2 separate regions of the Homo sapiens genome follow, and region 2 is linked to region 1. A link is a loop called in an ENCODE intact Hi-C map of the cell type or tissue named here. Cell type or tissue: PC-3. All regions are shown on one strand.

What was found. Peaks named below come from ENCODE experiments on the same cell type or tissue, not always from the same donor. Only the 100,000 strongest peaks of a DNase experiment are listed, where the experiment ranks them.
Region 2: a loop joins it to region 1, with 4 times the contacts of the local background. A loop is called at or near these places in 2 of 110 quality-filtered maps.

Annotation. Positions count from the first base shown.
Region 1 is chr2:150,185,050-150,193,049 of GRCh38, forward strand. The region is part of intron 1 of LINC01818 (long intergenic non-protein coding RNA 1818); the gene reads left to right. Among named protein-coding and RNA genes, the nearest start is that of LINC01818, 20 kb to the left of the region's middle. In PC-3, a CTCF peak has its summit at 3,239; DNase peaks (open chromatin) are centred at 3,332 and 6,482; H3K4me3 peaks cover 1,047 bases; H3K27ac peaks cover 2,240 bases.
Region 2 is chr2:150,462,178-150,470,177 of GRCh38, forward strand. It overlaps RND3 (Rho family GTPase 3), which reads right to left. Exons shown (of 6, transcript NM_005168.5): 6 at 6,018-8,000. The coding sequence ends at 7,810. Among named protein-coding and RNA genes, the nearest start is that of RND3, 21 kb to the right of the region's middle. In PC-3, no CTCF peak of the experiment used is centred here; a DNase peak (open chromatin) is centred at 4,794; H3K27ac peaks cover 2,552 bases.

The DNA of each region.
Region 1 (8,000 bases):
ACCCATCCACCTCCCCCTCCTCTGCCTGACTCTAACCCAGTGTTCAAAATGTGAAATAAACCATTGGACAGTCATAAAACTGTCTCTACTTCCCTCAGTTTGGCGTACAGGCTTATCTGTGACCCCATAAGACTGTGATTATCTTGATCACAGTTCTTAGGCTTTTGAAATTATCTGTTAATTGTTTCTGTCCCATTAATCTCTGCATACTTTAAAGACAGAGATTGCGTCTTGTGATCTTTGCATTCCCAGCAAGTGTCTGGAACAAAGTAGTTTCTCAACAAATTTATGGAGTCTCTATTTTTCTTGCTAAAACAACCTCATCATTTTCTCTCTTCCCATCTACATGGTAAGCATGAGCCTGTTAGATTTACAGTGATTGAAGTTTATTAAAAATATATATCACTTATATAGCAACTGAAATATTGAAAGCACTTGCATGTATGTTATTTTAGGCAAATACTAGAAGTATTTTATAAATGCATTGTATCAGACTTTTTTCCATATATTTCTGCCATGATATTTGAACATAAATGCAGGAATATAATATTCATCCTGTTTAAATTTCATTTTATTCTTCAGACAATGTTCTGTCTATCTTAGATGCTACTTTGACAACCCGGATAAAACAAATATGCCCTGGAAATGGAAGGCTGGATCCTTACACACTTTAAAAATTATTTATTTTAGTCTCTACTAATATACACTTATTTGTCACAAAGCATGCAAAGAGTTGGTAAATAAACGCTATAACATTTTGGATTTAATCATTGTGGCATAGTGGTTAAGTGTGGTCTCTGTGTCCAAAAAGCCTGAGTTTAAATCCTAGCTCTGCTATTTAATTGTATAACTTTAGACAACTGACTTAATCATTCTCTGCCGCAAGTTCCTCATCTAGAATATGGAGTGAAAAATCTTGACTCTTTAAAGGGCTGTGAGGGTAAGTTAATTAAAATATCTAAAGTTTCTGTCACATACAGGACTCAATCAATAGTGGCCATTATTATTATTTAGGTTTAATTGAATCAGCTGATGCTCTTGTTTTCCACACTTTTGTACAACTTCATAAAAGGATATGGAAATTAAGAATAACTCATCCATTATTTTTCCCTTTCACTTGATTGATACTTATATTGAAGTATTTCATTTAATATTTTAAAACAAAATCCTCGTGTAGGCTATCAACACAAAAATATGAAATAAGTAACTATATGTTTGCTTATAAGTTTTAAAAATACATGTAATTATTACTGATATTTTAAATATTATATAAATGGATGGATGGTGAAAACAGCACCTTTCAATGAAATATACAAATAAAATTAGCAATATTTGTGTTTTGATTCATGTATGTATGCATGTATGTTACCAGCTTATTGAAGGCTTTCAATGCTGTAGGTATTGTGGCAGGTACTGTTGATTATCATTCCCTTCCCTCCTTACCAAGAGAACCTTAGAGCACCACACCATTGTGCTAAGTTAAAGGGATGGATTCAGTTTCTCAGATTGCTTATACTTGACATGGTCATGTGACCCAGTTCTGGCCAATGAGGTATGAGCAGAAGTCCATCAGCAGGACCTCTGGGGAAGTTTTGCAAAGGGAGTCTTCCAGCCATGTTCCATTTGATCTTTTGCCTTTTGTACTGTGCCCTTCTTCCTTCCTGGAGGATAGATTCTGTACCTTAGACGTGCAAAAAGCCTTTCAGCCACAGAATCAAAACCTACAAGTTGTGGAAGGCAGAGCAGGAAGACACTAGAAGTCTGTGTCTTTAATCACAGTTTTGAGGTGTCATACCAGCCCTGCAATACTTATCCTTGATATGGTTAGGCTTTGCGTTCCCACCCAAATCTCATCTTGAATTGTAATCCTCAAGTGTTGAGGGAGAGACCTGGTGGAGGGTGATTGAATCAAGGGGGCAGTTTTCCCCATGCTGTTTTCATGATAGTAAGTGAGTTCTCATGAGATCTGATGGTTTTGTAAGTGTTTGACATTTCCTCCTATATACACTCTTTCTCTCTCCTGCTGCTTTGTGAAGAAGGTGCATGCTTCCCCTTCTGCCTTGATTGTAAGTTTCCTGAGGCCTCCCCAGCCATGTGGAACTGTGAGTCAATTAAACCTCTTTCCTTTACAAATTACCCAGCCTTGGGTATTCCTTTATAGCAGTGTAAAAGTGAACTAACACAATCCTTAACAACGTTTTACCTCTTAAGCCAAACAATACCTTTGAGTTTAAGCCCTTATTTATAGGGATATCTGTTAACTACTACGAGTTCAGTCCCAAGCGAAACAAATATAAACGTGATTTATTTGTTTTTGCCAATCACTACTTTTAATCATTTTTGGTTGAATCTCTTTGTCTTATTCCTCAGCAAAATATTGGTGAGATTCTATAATTCCTTTATCACTTTTAATTATAGAAACTGAGCTAAATTTAAGCATTCAATCTTGAAATTGTTTTTCATCTCTTTTAGAAAAAAAAAAAAAAGGCAATCACCATGATCCAGAAATAAAACATCCCTAAAACTGAAAGGTGAAACAGTGTCCACATTTTCAAAAATAGAGGACCTTTTAGGACCTCTAAATATTTAGACTAAGAAAGAAAATGTCAAAGAGAATCAAGATCCATGATTTAAAGTATCTAAGATCCTTTATATGAAAATATGATTTCTACTATATAGCAAATACGTGAGTAAAAGGAGTAGACAGAACTAGCATGACAGAAGCTGAGTAATCATTAGTTAAGACTGGTTTATAGAGGATTCCTATAAATATAGACCCTTAATCTTCAGGAAATATCAAAGGATATGCAAAAATAAATGATTCCACTTTATTGTCTGTTGAAATTTTGATTTTTTCAATGAAATGTTAAATAATTGTAGCTTTTTAAAAAAGTCTTGACTATTTTCTATATAAATCCTGAAAGGTAACTTTAATAAAATCTAAACTATTTCACTGGAATTTATGGGGGAAGAAAAGCATAAGTCAAGGACTGACCACATTTAGCCATCTACAATGATAATTGATAGATAATGATCTTCAATGATAAAAATCATTATTTTGCATTGAAAAATGTATTGTATATTATTACCAAAAGATGAACGCAGTTCCATGGAAAAAAGTAGAAATTTTTAATATAGAGTATTATCTGTGTTTTGAGAACATAAATCACCCTGCACTTTCCTTCTGGCTTCTTGGCAACCTCCAATTTTAAATTCCATCAATAGGTGTAGCCCACGTAACATAAAACTCAGATGGCAGTATGTGCATCTTTCTATTTGCTTTGGCAGACTTCTCATCTCTCTTAATAAGACTTGGATAACACGTGGAAATCAATAAAATTATAGTTGGTTATGAAAGACGGCAATCCTAGCTTATTCAGGGTTTTGTATTCCACCTCCTAGGGAACAAAAATTCCACAGATTTTATGCTTCTTCGGGTGGCTCAGTGTAGTTCCTTGGACAAACAAAGGAAGGGGATTTACACATTGTTCTTGGTGGTTTTCCCAGGTGTTTATTTTCTTTCAAAAAAAAAATCGTAGCTACTTTAGACTTGCTAGGGAAATACAAGCATTTTGGGGGCAGGCTCTCAGTTTATTTTTCTAATCTCCCTATACTATTTATTTTCAGCACCTTTGCAAGTTCTTCTTTTAGGTTGTTCTTCAACCATCAGCATTTAAGCCAATGGTTTATACATATTCCCGTGGGTATACACAGATTTATTTGGGATTCTCTGAGGAGTAATTATACTTAAATCCCTTTATTTCAAGCTCAATAATGCATATCAAAATACTCACGAGTGTGATGTTATGTAGATAACCTTGAATTTGTTGTTTTTTTTCAGTAAATCATTCTCAAACTTTCACACACTAACTGTCATAGCTAACAAATTGCAACATACCCCATACCTATTTGCATCATCCAGGTGTCTTTTCCACTGAGGTGGAAAACTGCTCTTTTAAACAGCAATGGAGTTTGACCTGCCTATCCATGATGTAACAGTTTAAAAATATACACACTGAGGTTTTAAAGATTTTTTGTAGTCAGTCAACCTGATTTACTCTTTAGAAGCATGTGCTATTTTAACGAACTCACCCACTCAAGTCTGTTGAAACATGGAAGCTGATGTGTCCATCTGACTGCAGTGGCATTCATTTCCATATTGATGGCATATATTTGTTATTTTCTGAACCTAATCATAAAGCTCATAGCCTATAACATGCAGCCTGTGGTGTTGAGACTTCTTTAGCTTTGCAATGCCAGCAATTGGTTCATGATAGCAAATGGTTGTTCAATTAATGTGGAAGAATTCTTGTGATACTAGAATCACAGGGTATCTCAACTGACCAATGTTAAAAACGAGGTCTTAACGTTCTTGAATAGGGTAGGTAGTTGATAGCTTCTGACTTGATGAGTACAGAAACTCTTCTTTGAGGGTGCAAGAAAAGGAAAGGAATGTTTGTATTCACCAGGAGAAAGATTGGAAATGTCAAAGCAGTAGAGAGGATGGCATAGCAGCTCTCTAATCCAGCTTGAAATAGAATTTTATTATCAACAGAAAGGTTCAGAGCCTTAAGCCGAAGAAAAATGTTTTCATAAAAGACTTCGTGAAATTCTAAACACAAGCAGCGCTACTTGGGAAAAAAAAAAAACAAGTGCAGCTTAAAACTGGGGACAGATGGGTTACTCTCCCCACTTATACCTTGTCAGCACCTCATTAACCCCCTCAGGTCTTGAGGCTTTCCTCCCAATCTGAGAGTCTCTTTCTTTTAAAACTTGAGTTCATCTTATTTACATTTACTGACATGACAGATAGGCTTGTTCTTAGTTCTTATATGATTTGTCATTGCTGCTTTGTAAATTGTCTAATTTTTATATATGATCTGTCTCCATGTTTTGTTTTGGTTATGTTTCCCAACCAGTAGCTTGGAGAGTACATTCTCTGTTTTTAGATCCTGTAGTGTTGATGTTTACAAATTGTAACAATAATGCTTCTTATTTCTTTCATTTTTACAGAGTGTATATGAATTGTCCCTTTTAAACAGTGAATGAACTGGAACATTCGTATTTTCTCCCACTTTTCTTCTCTACTTCATCTCTTGATTTTGGTTATTATGTTCTCAATTTAAATTTTTCTTACAGATCTCTTAAAATAATACATATATATACATATACGTATGTATCTTCAAATAATACATTTAAACATTTGCTGCTTGATTTGCCTACTTTAAACAGTATCAATCAACTTCCAGTGTGAAAAATCAGAAATTTAACCTAGTTATATTTCTATCACATTTCACCTTCAAGAGTATGTTAATTATATTGTTATTTTGAAATTCTCAACATTTTTAAATATTTCTCTTGTGATCTAAATGACTCCTACATTTGCTTATTGTTAATACTACATCTGAATAGATTATTATCTATTAATGCTCAAATAGATGTATAGCCAACCCTTTCCCACAATGTCTCCATTATGTTTTAAGAACCAGGGTTAAAGGGTGCTTCCACAGATAATCTTCACCCCTAGATTTTGTCATTATAATAGTAAAGGAGTGTTGGATCCATCAGAGATAGCCCTACTGTTTGAGGACCCTGCTATATTAGGATGATTTTCACTATGAGTAAGAAGGCTGAAACCACTAGGACATGCATTATCTTGCATGTTGAAGAATGATGAGAAAAGCATTTTCAGGGTGATTATTCAGTGGAACAGAGACCTTATGAAACACTCAAATCCTCTGCATCTTTTCTGACTGCCAAAATGGGCACACTCACTTTCCCCTTAGGCTGGCTCCCTTTGCGGTCCCAGGTGCCATATTTCCAAGCCTTACATGCAGATAATGCTATTCAGAGGCCCTAAAGAGGCTTAACCTTATTTGTGTCCCTTTTTTTTTGAGATGGAGTCTCATTCTGTCACCCAGGCTGGAGTGCAGTGGTGCAATCTCGGCTCACTGCAATCTCTGCCTCCCGAGTTCAAGCAATTCTCCTGCCTCAGCTTCCTGAGTAGCTGGGACTACAGGCACACACCACCACGCCTGGCTAATTTTAGTAGAGATGGGGTTTCACCATGCTGGCCAGGCGGGCCTCAAACTCCTGACCTCAGGTGATCCACTTGCCTCAGCTTCCAAAAGTGCTGAGATTATAGGCGTGAGCCACCGTGCCTGGCCCCTGTGTCCCTTTTTAAAATGAGAAAATGTTTCCCAGAAGCACACTGTTGCATACATTTTCCAGAATTGTGTCACTTCTCATTCTCAAACCAGGACAAATCATGATCGGGGGCTACAACTAATCATAATTAGTCTCTGAAGTTTGTGACCACCTCATACTCACAAAAACCAAGGCTCTGCCGACGAAGAATAAAGCCTGAGGAGGGAATGGGCAAAAAACTAGTTTTCCATTTTCCATTAGACAAACAGCAATGTCTGCTGTTGCTGAAACATTGCCAGAATTCTACAGAATGTGCGTCTGTCCTTGGTATTGTCTCGCAAGACTTGGCAAGTTATTCTAATAATTTTGTGGTATGTGGTCATAGCCATTTCCTGTCTTCATTGAAGATGGAATTTTTTTTTCCCTTTTCCTTCTCTCTGTTCAAGAGGCAATAGTGAGAAGACACAACTTCATTCTGCTGTCTATCAAACTAGAGATCAATGGAAGGGATATTGTCCTCAAAATCATTAACTGGAAAAGCAGTGGAGGAAAACTTTAACAATGCACTAGAGGAAACAACACAAACAGAATAGTTCTTGGAAAATTAGGAATGCTTCCTTTATTAGAGATTGACCATTTATCTTCTTTACATCTTAGAGACATAAAATTTCACAAGAGTAAGGAGAGATGGAAGTGGGTCAAATGATTTCCTACATCTTTTTTTCCTTATCAAATACAGTGCTCAAAAAATTTAAGCATTCCCTTTATTGCTTTCTTTCAGTCTTTTCGAGAAAGTGGGAATCAGTTCAAGTAGCCGTGAGGATCAGACATGGAATAATTTATTTGGTGATGGGAGGGTACAAAGACAGATTTTGCCTACAACCCATAATTGGTCTTCTGTAGGGACACTCAGGTAAGTATCTCAGCAAAAGGAAGACATATAGTTTTTATAGACTTTCTGGGCCAGATGGTTGCTGATGAAAACTCACAAGCTTCTCATAGACTACTCCCATTAAACTTCACCCAGAGGAAATCCCACCAGGCCTTAAGCAAAGGGACGAGTCCCTTCTAAATAGATTAGAGGACATATATCCAAAAAGTAGGCTTTCCTGGAATGTCAGTGAGACAGAACCATTAACTCACCTGGAAAAGGGGATGAAGCCAGGGAGCTGAGTGCTCTTGCACAGCGGATCCAACCCCCATGGAGCCCAATAAGCTAAGATCCACTGGTTTGAAATTCTTGCTGCCAGCACAGCAGTCTGAAGTCAACCTGGGACTCTCGAGCTTGGTTGGGGAAGGGGTGTCCACCATTGCTGAGGCTTGAGTACGGGGTTTTCCCCTCACAGTGTAAACAAAGTGCCTGGGAAGCTCGAACTGGGCGGAGCCCGCCACAGCGCTCAAAGCCCTGGTAGCCAGACTACCTCTCTAGATTCCTCCTCTCTGGGCAGGGCATCTCTGAAAGAAAGGCAGCAGCCCCAGTCAAGGGCTTACCGATAAAACTCCCATCTCCCTGGAACAGAGCACCTGGGGAAGGGGTGGCTGTGGGCAGCTTCAGCAGACTTAAATGTTCATGCCTGCCAGCTCTGGAGAAAGCAGCTGATCTTCAAGCACAGCACTCAAGCTCTGCTAAGGGACAGACTGCCTCCTCAAATGGGTCCCAGACCCCCATGCCTCCTGATGGGGAGATGCTTCCCAGCAGGGGACAAGAGACACTACATACAGGAGAGCTCTGGCCGGCATCTGGCGGGTCCCCCTCTGCGATGAAGCTTTCAGCGGAAGAAGCGGGCAGCAATCTTTGCTGTTCTGCAGCCTCCGCTGGTGATAACCAGGCAAACAGGGTCTGGAATGGACCT
Region 2 (8,000 bases), 280 kb after region 1:
CAGAAAGCCTATTGTGTGTGATCGTGTAAGTTAATACTTAATAAACTCCCATATATATATTTTATATATATGTATACACACACACACACACACACACATATATATCCTATTAGTTCTGTCCCTCTAAGAGAACACTGACTAATATAAGCCCCATTGATGATTCTAGGTTTTTTGATTAATTTAAACAAAACCATATTTAAATTATCATCAAAAAGATTTTATCAGTATCTAATTGTGGGCAGCACTTAAGGGAATAACACATACAAAAACTAGAACCATCTAGGGTCTACTGTTTAAAAACTTACGACTTATGGCCAGGTGTAATGGCTCACACCTGTAATCCCAATACTTTGGGAGGCCCAGGCAGGCAGATAACAACGTCAAGAGATCAAGACCATCCTAGCCAACATAGTGAAACCCCATCTCTACTAAAAATACAAAAAATTAGCTGGGCATGGTGGCGGGCACCTGTAGTCCCAGCTATTTGGGAGGCTGAGGCAGGAGGATCACTTGAACCCGGGAGGCGGAGGTTGCAGTGAGCTGAGATTGCGCCACTGCACTCCAGCTTGGCAATAGAGTGAGACTCCATCAAAACAAACAAACAAGCAAACAAAAACAAAACAACAACAAAAAAACTTATCATTTACTGTTCTGCCTGTGTCTTTCCCAAACTGACATAATTCCTCTGCCTTTCCTCAATCTGTTTTGTCTCATTAGGGAACTGGAAATGCAACCCAATTTTTCTCTCGAGTGATGTCAAGAGATGGCAAGGAAGGTGTTGCAACATTCTAGCCAGAAAGCTATTTTCTTCCCACTTTGGAAGGGCCTCAGAGAATGACAGAAGTGGCCATGATATGAAAGGAACAACTGACAGATTTTGATTTCTCTTGGCTGACAGCTTCATTTTAGGACTTTGTTTGTCAACGACATCCAGACCTATGCAGCTGGAAGACTGACTTCAACAAATCTAAATGTCTCTTTAAGAGTCTAAGCAACCTATTCCTTTTTTTCCAGGTACCCATTTATCTATAATTAAGTCAGCATTAAAGGGATTTCCCACCAACTTCTATCTAAAGCTGCAAAAAGGATGACTAGCTACTGCCTGAAGTGGGTTTAACAGATCCTGGGGTGAGCACTAGGAAAGCCTTCCATAGAAAAATGGCTGGGTATGAAACATGAAGAAAGATGTCATTCACATTGTCCCTCATTACTGAATTGATTATTTTGATTTGAATTTCTGAATTCTGTTCCTTTGGACAGCTCTGTTCCTTAGGATTCTGTTCCTTAGAATAGCAGGTGTTACTGCTATTATGCTCTTGAGGTTAATTGGTCCTATCATATAGATACATACATATGTGTGTGTGTGTGTGTGTATCTCCTTCCTTCCTCACCAATACACGCTCACACTATAGGCTTGATGTCTTTATTGAGAAAACATGTTACTCCTTTTATTACTGATTGTGAAAAGTAATACCCGCCTGCTTCTGCACATGGCATTAGGAGAACACCTGAACCTTCTCCCTTTGAATCCCAGGCAGAATGCGAGCTTGCATTTGGAGGATAAAGAAACACATTTTTTTCATCAGCAGAATTGGACTATTAATTATCCTCCATAGAATTACAGAGGGAAAAAAATCAACTAAGTGCAATCTGATCTCATCTTATTTGTTCTTTAATCCTTCTAAGAATCAGTCTTTGATATTTAGGACATGAGCAGAGAAGAGCAACAACAATAATGACGGAGGAGAGGACTGTCTATTTATACTCCCCCAACATTTCTTATCACTCTGAATTGTGATTTTATTTGTATTTGTCTTTCTCACCCTAGACAGGCATCTATAGAACAAGGACAGGGTCTAATTCATCTCTCTGTATGCCCAGCACAGAACACAGCATCTGAGACATAGAAAATACTCAGAGAGTATTTGTTGACTAAGTAAATGACTGGGTCTGCAAAAGCAAAAGGCATCACCCAAACAACTATTTCCATTGTATTATTTTCTACTCTCAGAAAAACTCCACTGCACTTGCCAGCAGTACCATATCTGGATTTGGAGGAAACCACACATTCTAATCCCATCAAATGGCAAATACACATTTGATTGGGCCTCTGCAAGCAATAGCCTCCTCGTTGGCCAGGGTCAGGGAGAACAGAGATTGAGAATCTGAAGGCCTGTTTTTAGTCTCTGCCATTAGCTTAGCCACCCTGGGCAAGTCCCTGAATGTAACTAAACTTCCATATTCTTCTTTGTAAAATAGAGAAGTTTGACACAGAAATATTTGATCTGGGTACTATAGGTTCATGAATGAATATCAAGGGAAGTCTGTGAACTTCCTGAAATTGTGTGTAAAATGTTATGGCTATCTGAGTCATATGTATTTTTGCATTTTTAAGGAACAAAGGGTTTATAGCTGTCATTAAGTTTTTTAAAGGAAACCAACTTTTAAAAACAAGAGGTTAAGAAACTCCTGAATAGTTAATTTTGATATCTCTTTTTTCTATAAAATGTCTACACTTCTAAGAAAACATCTAAAACTGCTTTAGCCCACAATATATATTTTTTCCTCTGATTGTCCATTCTCCCCATGATCAGTCACCACCTCAATATACTTGAAACATTTATGCAAGGCCAGGGTAAACGTCATCTACCTTAGCTGAATCTGGAGCTAGGTCTTTGACTTCTCCAAATTCCACACAGTAATTATCACAGTCATGCCCATAGTAAATATTGGATGAAAACTTTCACAGATTTATTTTATCCCAGAACACTGACTCTTTTTCCCTCCAATATTCTATGCCTTGCAGGACCAGGACCATAATTATCATCTATCTCAAAGGTGCTCAGGAGGCAGATATTAGAGGGAATATTTACTATGAATGTTCTCATAAAAGGCCAACAGGATGAGGTGATTGTCCAGGAGCTTTGAGGGCACTAAGTGAAAAGAGAGTGATTTCTGATCTACTCAGGTGCGGCAGGGAGGCCATGTGTGAAGGGAGTGCCCAGGGTCTGTGGTAGCAGCTCCATGAGTAAAAACCATTGCCTCATCATCTAAAGAAGCCAAAAGCAAGGGGTGAAGGAAGAAAATAGTTTTGTTAGTGTACCTGTATTAGTTTCCTATTGTTCCTGTAACAAATTATCACAAATGTAGTGGATTAAAACAATATAAATTAATAATCTTACAGTTCTTGAGGTCAGAAATCTAAAGTAGGTCCACAGGGCTGCAACTCTTCTGGAGGCCCTGGGGGAGAATTCCTTTCCTTGACCGTTCCAGCTTCCAGAGGCCAACTGTATCCTTTGGCTCATGGCCCCCTTTTTCTGTCTTCAAAGACAGCAGCATAAGCCAGGCATGGTGGCTCATACCTGTAATCCCAGCACTTTGAGAGGTGGAGACCAGGAGTTTGAGACTAGCCTGGATAACATAGCAAGACTCCATCTCCACCAAAAAAAAAAAAAAAAAAAATTAAAAATTAGCCAGGTATGGTAACATAGACCTGTAGTCTCAGCTGTTCAGAAGGCTGAGGCAGGAGGGTCACTTGAGCTCAGGAGTTCAAGGCTGCAGTGAGCTATGATCATATTACTGCACTCCAGCCTGAGTGACAGAGAGTGAGACTCTGCCAAAAAAAAAAAAATCCAGCAGCATAGCATCTTCAAATCTCTCTCCATCCTTCTGCCTGACCCTCTGTCATCTCTGTCATCACATTGCCACTGTCTGACTCTGATTCCTCCTACATAATTGTTATAAAGGTCTGTGACTACATGGGCCCTCTCTGGATAATCCAGAATAATCTTTCCATCACAAGATCTTTAATTTGATCACAACTGCAAAGTCCTTTTTGCTATACAAGGAAACATTCACAGTTTCTGGGATTAGGAGGTGGACATGCTTGGGGAGTCATTATGCAGCCCACCACAATACTTTATGTTGCTTGAGTCTATTTATTTATATGCTGTAGTTTTGTAGAAAGAGTCATATTCATGGAGATTATGTTCAGGAAAGGAGAAAACAGAAAGGGAATTTATGTAGCCAAGTATATGAACAAGTGGTAAGAGGCAAGAACTATGTTCCCAGAGCTGAGAGGAACCTAAAGTTGTAAATAAGTTACCAACTGCCTCTGGGAGACATAAAGAACGAAGGGAGCGTCCTCTCACTAGCAATTGATCATCTTCCGTATGTGGTGTAACATATGCGGCTATTGCATTAATGTGCCTGGCTATGTATTGGAATATTTAGTGCCTACTCACTTTCTTTGATTCAGTTTATGTCAATGGAAATGACAACCAGTTCTGGTGTACTATAGTTTGGTAGTGACTGTCTCCCACTACTACATTATAAATTCCCCATGTGAGAGACTGTATTTAATTCATGATTATGAGCCAAACTCAGAAAAGTGACAGGCATGTAGTAGGCACTCAATAAATATTTGGTGAATAGAAAAATGATAAAAATAAAAACTTTGAGGTTAAAACAGAATGCTGGTGTCAAAATAACCCAGTAGAAAAAGGATAAGCAGCTTTAAGAGTTTCAGGAGAGTTAGAAGATGAGGTCATTTAAAAAAATTCTTTCTAATAAAAATAACTCCCTGAGTTATTTCTAAGTTTGTACTCAAGACAGACTCCCTGCAAGACTAGAATCTTCTAAGAAACTATTCCTGTAAAAGATTAAAATGAGAGAGACACAGTGTAAGTCTTACTCAGAGTTTGAAAACCACCTTTTAGTATTTAAAAAGGCATTAACCATGATCATTAATCAATAGAAAGGAATGTTCACAGAATGCTTAGAAGAAATGTTTGCTAAGGCAAGAAGTCAGAGAAAACGAAGGCATCCATGCCCAAGGCTGAAGACAAACGTTTTTCTTTTGCTTCAACAAATTAAAGCTGCTAGGAAAGAACAATTGACCAGAGAGGAACATTACTGTACAGCATATAAAATACTGCCAAGGTCAGCAAAACCTCAGCTTTTTATTTATTTTTTTATTTTTCTGTGCCAGTGATTGTTGAGAAATGAGTTTCTTGCAAGCCTGACTTAGACATTATGCTCCGAAGTTACTCAACACGAAGGATTTGGAAAGTACTTTTATTTCCTTTACTATTTGATGACGAGAATGAGTTACAGACATTTTCAGTAAATCTCTGTGCTTAAAATTGTTTATAAGGCCATTTCATAATGTCAGTGTGCTTTAATTTGTTCACTCATGCTGGATTCTCTGCTTCCCCCTTTGCTTTGGGCTTCTGAGAATTATTTCCAAGCAAATAACTATACCTCCAAGATTCCCAAAGCCACTCAGAAAAAAAGAAGCCACAAGGATGCATTTTTTTATATGAAGTGACTTAGCTGTGTAAAAAGAAGCACTGTTTTAAAATCCCACAGAGTATCTTTGGACACTTATGTAAAACTTATATGTAAGTATTTTAGCTGAAGACTGAGAATCAACTGGATTTATGGGGAGATAGTCCTCTCTTTTAAGCTGTTCCATGCTTACTGTACATCTCCCAGATCAGTGGGGTAACTTGTATTATGTTGTGCTGTGTTATTTATCCTTCCACGAATTGCTGCAAAAGCTGTGTTCTGGGTCATCCCCACAACTGCTGTGAACAAGGGCATGCCTTGCGAGGTGGCATGGGTTAAGGACCAAGGCTTAGGACCCCACAGGGCAGAGAGGCAAACTAGGCTTATATTAGTATTAAACCTGTGACTTGAGACTGCATCATATTGCTTCATTCTTAAAGACTTGAAGGATTTCCATCTTTTCTACAAGTTAATCTTAGGCAGTATCATAGCTCTTTTTTGTATATGATCAAATCACTTAATCTAATTATGCCCCATTTTTTTCTTGTGATTTGAAAGCATCATGAAAACTTTTATATATGCAGGTTTATCTGTTACTACTATGAAGAATCAAAAAATTCCAAAGCCTTCTAGTTCAGAAAACGTTAGGCCAGATTCTGTAATCACCTATGTTAAAGAACAAAGCTAAACAGCTAAATCAGGAAGTAGATAATAAAAGACAGATCACATTTAGACAAAGACATGGTTACTTTTTTATTTGAAGAAAAAAAAAGTATGTTTTAATAAATACTGCGGAAACATTGACCAAACAAACATACACAGTGACTTCAACAGTTTAAAAAATGCAACAAAAGTTCTGCTTTATAACAGTTATAACTTATTTTCTTTTTACAATATTTAAATACAGAAAGCACTCGCCAGCTATTTTGTAATACTGCCCAAAGCATAATGCTGCATCAATCAAAGCATATTATGTTGGTAAAATGTCTGTATTTTATGGGAAATGACTGGAATCGAATTTTCTTGCAGAGACAAGACAAAGTGCTTGTAAGACATAGAACTGAGTGTTGTAATTACCTTAATCTCTCCTGCCACGATTTAAGGGGAGCACAGCTTCAACACTTCAAAAACGAAGCACTATCATGGGAAAGAAAGCTCGTTTTCAACAAGCGCCAACAATAAACAGGTCAGATCTGGTTTCTTCTCTGAAAGAATCTCTAAAAGGAACTGGTCAAAAATATCTGTAAACTATTTTAAATGCTTATTATTTTACGTAACAACAGAGACCAAGTGCTGAACACAGACCTTGGCTGCATCTGTTCAGTGAGGTTTTAGCAATGACACTCTAGAAATGCCCTAGTGTTATGTCAGGACTGAAAGTTTATCATATAATCTTCCACTAGGGATTCTCTAAAGCTTGGGTAAGTGGCATCTTCTCTCATCAATGTTCATTTAATGAAAAGTGAAATAAACCAACAGATTATCAGATGCTGTCAGTTTTGGAGCTTCAACCCAAAATAATAGTCCTTTTGCTTTGTATTTTTGGTAACTTAATTCCAGACAGCTTTACTCACAAACTGTGCTTTCTGCTACTATTCTTTCCTTCACTCATTACCTTTTCTGGTGAAAACAGTAACTACCTTTTTTCTCTCCTTGGATCATTCTATGACATCAAACCAAGACACCTTTTATTTGACTTTGCATTTTTATCAACGATGGCAAAAAATCACACAACTTCTAAACAGCGCACAAAAATATTACATTGAGCAATTTACCACTTTTTAATGACAATCACAATGAAGAACAGAACCATCAGACTGAATAAAAATCGACATTTTTTTTCCTATTTGATCTATGCGATCTTTGTAGTGCTGGTCTACAAATCTTGCAAGATTGCAAAGGCTTTCCTTAGAACCATCCTACTCAGCTATCTTCAGGAAGGCAAGATTTCAAAGCCTCATAAAGTTTGCCTCTGGATATATCCCATGGGTCCTGATACAATTTCCTTTTTAATGATGAGCTAGAAAGAAATTAGATCACATCCTCTAGAAAACTAAATGCTAAGGTCACAGTGCCAGTTCCCCCTTGAGGACGGTATATTAACGTATACTTTTTGTAAAGGAGATTAAAACATTTAAAAATTAAATCAAAGTGGAGATCCATGAATAGATTATAACAAAAAAAAAAAACCCAAAAATGCAAGCACCATTCAGAGTGTGATTTTTCTTCTTGGAGGTACTCGCATCCCCCCTCATCTTCCTCTAGCTCATTTGTATCTCTCATTTTTTGGCATATTTTTCAAGTCACACTTAAAAACTCTTCCATGTATTCACTTCTCATCACTTGGTCTACATGCCGAACCTAAGGTCAGGATTCCAAAAAGATGAGTATCCTCTCAAACGCCTCCTAAGCCTCTGGTATACATGACTTTGGCTGTGCACTTCATTTAGACTTCACCTTTTTGTTTGCTGTTGTTTTTTACACTAGATTCCTTTGTCTTCATTAAAGATAATGAAAGATTCACATCACAGTGCAGCTCTTCGCTTTGTCCTTTCGTAAGTCCGTAGCAACTGCCGAGAGTTCTGGTCTGCTAGGCATGTGTGAAATCCGCTTTGTGGCTCTCTGTGATTTGTTCCGCTTAACGTTTTTATTTGTCTTATTTACACATGCCAAGGTGGCAACGTGAAAAATGTCTCTGACGCTATTTTCCG